Regions from separate parts of the Homo sapiens genome. Here region 2 is linked to region 1. Evidence: chromatin contacts called from ENCODE Hi-C or POLR2A ChIA-PET data. All regions are on one chromosome and are shown on one strand. Each heading gives the region's core, a stretch centred on a gene start or an enhancer-like site at or near the end of the contact. The rest is flanking DNA. Distances are from core to core; before and after follow the strand shown. Region 1 holds the start of PRMT5-DT (PRMT5 divergent transcript). Region 2 holds the start of RNF212B (ring finger protein 212B).

Evidence for each region. Hi-C counts contacts between places; a loop is a spot of excess contacts on that map. ChIA-PET counts read pairs that join two places held with the same protein, here RNA polymerase II (POLR2A). Pooled maps may share reads with other maps.
Region 2: a loop to region 1 is called in a pooled map, with 3 times the contacts of the local background. The contact joins the promoter of RNF212B here to the promoter of PRMT5-DT in region 1. A Hi-C loop is called at or near these places in 1 of 50 pooled maps. POLR2A ChIA-PET finds 5 or more read pairs at or near these places in 2 of 52 experiments (RWPE1 and WTC11).

What each region holds. Positions count from the first base shown.
Region 1 is chr14:22,927,840-22,931,531 of GRCh38, forward strand. It overlaps PRMT5-DT (PRMT5 divergent transcript), which reads left to right and starts at 1,770. Exons shown (of 3, transcript NR_110002.1): 1 at 1,770-1,913. It overlaps PRMT5 (protein arginine methyltransferase 5), which reads right to left and starts at 1,537. Exons shown (of 17, transcript NM_006109.5): 1 at 1,413-1,537; 2 at 658-776; 3 at 287-372. The coding sequence starts at 1,522. It overlaps TRR-ACG1-3 (tRNA-Arg (anticodon ACG) 1-3), which reads left to right and starts at 1,862; the gene lies at 1,862-1,934. RefSeq lists an enhancer at 1,381-1,490 and a silencer at 1,901-1,990.
Region 2 is chr14:23,236,510-23,239,980 of GRCh38, forward strand. It overlaps RNF212B (ring finger protein 212B), which reads left to right and starts at 1,427. Exons shown (of 15, transcript NM_001282322.3): 1 at 1,427-1,546. RefSeq lists a silencer at 1,117-1,481.

The DNA.
Region 1 (3,692 bases), core at 520-3,019:
CTGGGACCACAGGCATGCACCACCATGCCTGGCTAATTTTTGTATATTTTATAGAGATGGGGTTTCACTACGCTGCCCAGGCTGGTCTCGAAATCCCGAGCTCCAGTGATCCTACAGCCTCAGCCTCCCAAAGTGCTAGGATTATAGGTGTGCACCACAGCACCCAGCCTAATAGCTTTAATTTCATTCTATCAGTTAATTTACCAAGTTATTGGGGATGGGAGGGGACCACTCTCCCCACCCAGCTTGGTTAGAAAAATCCAGCAGAGAAGTCAAACAGTCTTACCGCCTCGGAGTTCCTGCGAATCTTCTCCACTTTTGAGTCTGGACGAATCCATGGAGAAAGCTTTCCCACAATTAGCGTATTCCAGTCTGCACTCCCCCACCCAAGAAAGACAAATACTGAATAAGGTTCAGCACTTTACTTGTTCAATTTTTAGTTTTGGGAATCAAGAGTAGAAATGAGAGACAAAGGTTTTTTCTACATAGACATGGGATAGCCTGATGCAGAATAGAGAAGCAAGGAGAAAACAAGTTATCTATATCCCAGGGACTAACAAATATATCCAAGTCAGAAAAGGAGGAGAATGAGGGCCCCGATAAAGCAGAAGTTGTTATTGCCTCTAATAATTAAGGGGCATATGGGATGGTCCCTACCCCTTCCTGACAGCAGTAGGTCTGATCGTGTCTGGGGACCGGGCCGATTCTTAGCAGGTTCCTGAATGAACTCCCTCTTGAAACGCGGATGGAAGACAGGCATGCAGAGGAAATCAAACCTACAACCGCGACAGACCCAGAATCATGTAAAGACAGCAGCAGTGCCAGAGAGCCAAGCAACTGGATTTAGGCTATCTTGATTTTGCACAGCCCTTTCAGCTGCCATCAGTTCAGCCTACTAGGCTGCTGAGTTCAGACCACCTTGGGGGATATCAACTCTGCTGTACTGTGCCTCAATTTCTCCCTAAAACACAGCCATGGGACATATGAGTAAGGAGAAAATGATGGATATCCACAAGTAGAATTTTTTTCTCCTCAGGTGTCAGTATGTTTCCAAGACCATCACATCCAGATTTGCCCCAGTTCTGCCCATGCCTCCCCCGTCAAAATTAGCCTCTTCTCTCCCTTGCCCCCTAACACCTCCTCCCACTCCCAGACAATAATCGCGACCTCCAGGGCCCTTTAGAGTTTACCCAACAACTCTCCCAACTTTGGGACTCAGTGACCACAGGCCTCCCACAAGTTATTTTCCTCACGTTACTGGGTCCGAGGCTCCTCCCCTCCAAAGAGTAATAGTCTCTCCCCTCCTCATCCTAGCCGACCCCCTCACCCCTGCTTCTCCGGGATGACTAGTCTGCCCTTCTCCGTCCCCGAGTTCGGACCCCGCATTCCGCTCGTGGAGGTCCGGCCCTCACCCCTGCTTGGCCACAGCCCCTAGTGTGTCAGCTATTTCGGGGACGCAATTCAGGTCCCTCCCGCTGGACACGCGGCTCCCACCAGCACCCCCGACCGCCATCGCCGCCATCTTTCTCCTCGCGCTGTCCACGCCGGGATTCCTTGATACTAGTAGCCAATCACAAAGTCAAACTAGTGCCCCAGAAGGCGGGACGAGTCGCCTTAACAACCAGAGCGTCTGCCACAGCTCCCGAACAGGAGGGATGGGGAGTGGCTTTTCCTGCCAATCCGCGGGCTGCACAGTGGCGTACGGCATGGATCCACCAATCTCAGGGTCTGGTTCCTGACGAACTTCAATCTCCCAGAATGCTTAGTCTATCTGAAGAACGCCGTTGAGAGACTACACCGCCCATGAAACCCTGCAGTATAACCTTGAAGTACCATCACGGAGAGAAACAGTGCCATCTCAGGGCCAGTGGCGCAATGGATAACGCGTCTGACTACGGATCAGAAGATTCCAGGTTCGACTCCTGGCTGGCTCGGTGGGGTTCCTCGCAGCTTCGCTGCGTGAGCATTTTGTAATTTTCCTTTCCTTTCGCAGCTTGATGCTTCTTTATTATCTTCACGCTTTCATTATCAGATCCTGAGTCGGTTGGGTTATGCAGCCATGTAATGTCAGCTTTTCCCGTAACTACCCTCAAAAGTGTTTTTCTTGTGTCATTATTTACGTCCATATGAACACTGAGAAAACTGGGTTAATGGCTGGTGCTATTAAAATGAGCTTTGTCACCTTACTATGTTACATATTAAAATAAACTGCTAACTCAGCTACTACTTCCTAGTGATTCTAGGAAGTAGTGTTTTGTGTTTCAAACACAAAAGGTGTAAATAAACGCCTAAACACACACACACACCTCAAGATAGAGAAAAGGAATTCATTAATTACAGTGGGCAGCAGTCATGAAATTGGCTGGCATGGAGGCCAGAGAGAATCTACATTTTCTCATGTCATTAGCTGCTAGAGATGGAAAGGAAGGAAGCAAGGAAAGACATAGGGAGGTAAATGGGAACTCCAGAAGGCAGGGGGCCCACTGGTGTTGAGGGCTCGGCAGCAAGGATGGAGAGGAGAACACGGTACAAGAGACCCCACGCAGGCGCCGCTGGCAGAACTTAGGGACCGACTGGCAAGGAGTCCTGAGAAAGCAAAGTAGGGGGTGATGCCTAGGATTCTGTCCATGCAGTGAGCAAGAAATGCGGAAAGAGGGTTTGGGAAATCAGGGTTTGGGTTTGGTCATGCTGAATTGAACGTCTAGGGGGCGCTGTGTAATAGAAAGTTGGATGGAGGTCGCTAGAAGAAAAGAACTGAGGCCATGCGACTGAGATCACCATAGCTCGTTGGGGACAGAGCCATAGGAAATACGAAAAGGGTGTGGGGTAGGATAAGTTCTGGGGAACCCTGGGTGCAATGCAAGTGCCCCAAAAGAATGAAAGCCGGAAAACCGGCCGGGCGCGGTGGCTCACGCCTGTAATCCCAGCACTTTGGAAAGCGGAGGCGGGTGGATCTCCTGAGGTCAGGAGTTCGAGACCAGCCTGGCCAACATGAAAACTCCCCGTCTCTCCTAAACGTGGTAGCAGGCGCCTGTAATCCCAGCTACTCGGCCAGCTACTCGGGAGGCTGAAGCAGGAGAACTGCTTGAACCCGGCAGGCGGAGGTTGCAGTGAGCCAAGATCACGCCACTGCACTCCAGCCTGGGCAACAAGAGCAAAATAATGTCGGGGCAGGGGGAGGAGGAAAGGAAAGTCGGAAAAACCAAAGCATTTAAAAAATGCACCATGAAGGCCAGGCTGGGCACAGTGGCTCACGCCCGTAATCCCAGCACTTTGGGAGGGCGAGGCGGGCGGATCACCTGAGGTCGGGAGTTCGAGACTACCCTGACCAACACGGAGAAACCCATCTCTACTAAAAATACAAAATTTAGCCAGACGTGGTGGCGTGCGCCTGTAATACCAGCTACTCAGGAGGCTGAGGCAGGAGAATCACTTGAACCTAGGAGGTGGGAGGTGGAGGCTGCAGTGAGCCTAGATCATGCCGTTGTACTCCAGCCTGGGCAACAGCAAGACTCCGTCTCAAAAAAAAAAACAAAAAAAAACCCCAGCACTTTGGGAGGCCGAAGCAGGCGGATCACGAGGTCAGGTGATCAAGACCATCTTGGCTAACACAGTGAAACCCCGTCTCTACTAAAAAAAATACAAAAAAAATTAGCCGGGTGTGGTGGCAGGCGCCTGTAGTCCCAGCTACT
Region 2 (3,471 bases), core at 177-2,676, 310 kb after region 1:
GCTTCAAAAAACAACAACAACAACAACAAAAAGCAAAAAAACCCCAAACAACAACAACAAACAAACACACATTTAATGGGGTTTATTATTGTTTTCAAATAATATTTAAAAATTTCAAATAATAAATATTTTAAAATTTCTCACTTTTAATTGCTAATTTGGTAAATATTGGTAGATGCAATTTACATAAACAAAAGCTCTTTGGAGGGTCTTCAATAATTTTGTAAAGGAAGCCTGAGACCAAAAAGTTTGAGAACTACTACTCTAAGTGGATTCCTCAGGAAAAGCTCATTTGCATGCTTTTTGCCAGTGGCCTTTATACCTGAACACAATATAAGGGGATATAAATTTCTGGGATCATAGTTTCCGTGAAAATCTGGAAAATGTTGTTTCATTGTTATCTAGAATGCTTCTGTGGAGAAATCTGATGCCAATCTTATTCTGTCTCTCTCTTTTTTTTTTTTTTTTGTTTGAGGCAGTGTCTTGCTCCCTCAACCAGGTTGGAGTGCAGTGGCGTGAACACAGCTAACTGCAGCCTCGACCCCGTGGGATTAAGTGATACACCTGCCTCAGCCTCCCTAAGTAGCTGGGACTACGGGCACCCGCCACCACACCCGGCTAATTTTTTTTTTTTTTTAAAGACGGAGTCTCTCTCTGTCTCCCAGGCTGAAGTGCAGTGGCGCGATCTCGGCTCACTGCAACCTCCGCCTTCCGGGTTCAAACGATTCTCCTGCCTCAGCCTCCTCAGTAGCTGAGATTACAGGTGCGTGTCGCCACACTCGGCTAATTTTTGTATTTTTAGTAGAAGCGGGGTTTCGCCATGTTGGCCAGTCTGGTCTATAACTCCTGACCTCAAGTGATCCGCCCGCCTCGGCCTCCCAAGGTGCTGGGATTACAGGCGTGAGCCACCGCCCCTGGCCAAAAATTTCTGAATAAAGGTTGACTTTTTTTAATTGAAATTTGTTAGTTCTCAATTAATATCACACTGTTCTTTGTCCGCATCATTTTTAAATTTTCCTGTTTCCGATTTTACGCTATTCTTTCAAAGCACCCATTATTTTCATTTCATTTTAGAATATTAAGCAAAAGTTTTCGCCCACTTTATGACCACAATTTATATTGCGTTCTCATCGTTTATTGGAACATTAATTAGGTTTTATTTTCACCTTTTTGTTTCCACAGTAACATGTATGGGATTAGGTTACAGTGTTTATTTGTCCCCAATCTTTTAAGTGAGGTGAATTTTCCTGGGCTGCTGGGAAAAGTCTCCTACACCCCTCTCCCGCCACCGCGAGCCGCTCCTAGCCCAGTGACAGCCTCTGCGGGCCCCGCCCACGCCCCGCGCACGCCACGGAGCCACGCCCACTGATTTAGCATACCGCCAGGCCCCGCCCACACCTCTCACACCGCCTCGGCTGCGCCCAGCCTCTTTCCTCACCCGGTGCCAAGCCAGCTGTTTACTTTCCCGCCATGTCCAGCTCTTCGTGAGGAGAACTGGATGATTTCCTGAGATCTGAGGCTTTCTGGAATCACAGCGGCCAAGCGGGTAGGGAGTGTAGCCAGAAAAAGAACTGAGAAGCTTGAGACGGCTGAGGCCCCATCGCCTCTGGAAAGCAGGGGAATTTTGCCCTCAGGGTCGCCTTAATCACCCTGTTCACTGCCTTTTTTATGTTGGGCTCATCTGGTCAATTCAGGGGATGACATTGTTGCTGCCCTTAAACAAACCTGGGCATATAGAACGGGGCCTTTTCAGTGGTTTTTTAGACTCACTTGCTGGTGAAAGTTAGTGTATCACGATCGAACAAATAGGACAACGAAGCTCGTGGCACTGTGGGATGCGTTTGCGTTGAGCTGTTTATTCAGTACATTTTTTATCGTAAATCTTACGAAGTTTGTATCCCTCAGCGGTTACACACACACACACATCCTACGAAAAGTCCCGGTGCAGTGACTCCCGCCTGTAATCCCAGCACTTTGGGAGGCCAAGGAAGGAGGATCGTTTGAGTCCAGGAGTTCCAGACCAGCCTGGGTAACACAGAGAGGCCTTGTCTCTACAAAAAATAAAAATAAAAATAAAAAATAGCCAGGCGTGGTGGTGCTCGCCTGTAGTCCCAGCTACTCCAGAGGCTGAGGTGGGAAGATCGCTTGAGCCCAGGAGTTCCAGGCTGCAGCGAGCCCTGATCTGCCACTGCACTCCAACCTGGAGACAGAGCCAGACCCTGTCTCAAAATAATAATAATAATAATAATAATAATAATAATAATAATAATAATCCCACAAAGAAACCTTACAAAGTCACATTTACTCAGGTATTTAACAAAGTATATGAAATTGGTATTGGCAGAAAATACAGGCTATATGATTACCATGTCTAACACAAAAGTTATTTAATGTGGGAGCAAGAACTTTACATGGGGAATCAGGAGACCAATAACTAAAGATGGAACTTTCGACAAGTCATTTAATTTTACTGAATATCAGGTACCTCTTTTGAAAAATGTTGGGACTGAACAAACATTAAGTAATTTTTCAAAGTCCATATCAGATCTATGATTCTGAGTTTCTTTTTTTTCAGATGGAGTCTCACTCTGTCGCCCAGGCTGGAGTGCAGTGGCACGATCTTGGCTCACTGCAACCTCCTGGGTTCAAGCAATTATCATGCCTCAGCTTCCCAAGTAGCTGGGGTTACAGGCGTGCACCACCACACCCAGCTAATTTTCTTTTATTTTTAGTAGAGACGGAGTTTTGCCACGTTGGCCAGGCTGGTCTTGAACTCCTGGCCTCAGGTGATCCACCCACCTCGGCCTCCCAAAGTGCTGGGATTACAGGTGTGAGACACCATGCTTGGCCTGATTCTGAGTTTCTGCAGAAGAAAAGTATATTTCCTTCTGTGGAAGGAAAGTATACAAGCTGAGACCATACCATCATTCATCAGCCCTATTTCCCTTAGATAAAATGTGTCCCAAGTGGCTAATATGTGATCTTCTCTTTCTGGTTCACTACCTTCTCTTGGCTCCACTCTCACCATATCACAGGAAGTAGTTAAAAAAGAAATGGACGATTCATTTTTTGTTTTTATATTTTTAGGATTGTATTTTCTTTTTTCTTTTTCTTTTTCTTTTTTTTTGAGACGGAGTCTGGCTCTGTCGCCTAGGCTGGAGTGCAATGGCACGGTCTCAGCTCACTGCAACCTCTGCCTCCTGGGTTCAAGTGATTCTCCTGCCTCAGCCTCCTGATTAGCTGGGATTACAGGTGCCTGCCACCATGCCCAGCTAATTTTTATATTTTTAGTAGAGATGGGGTTTCACCATGTTGGCCAGGCTGGTCTTAAACTTTTGACTTCAGGTGATCCACCTGCCTCGGCCTCCCAAAGTGCTGGGATTACAGGCGTGAGCCACTGTGCTTGGCCAGGATTGTATTTTCTAATTACAAACTGGCACATGTATTAATCCAGAAAACCTGGGGGAAAAA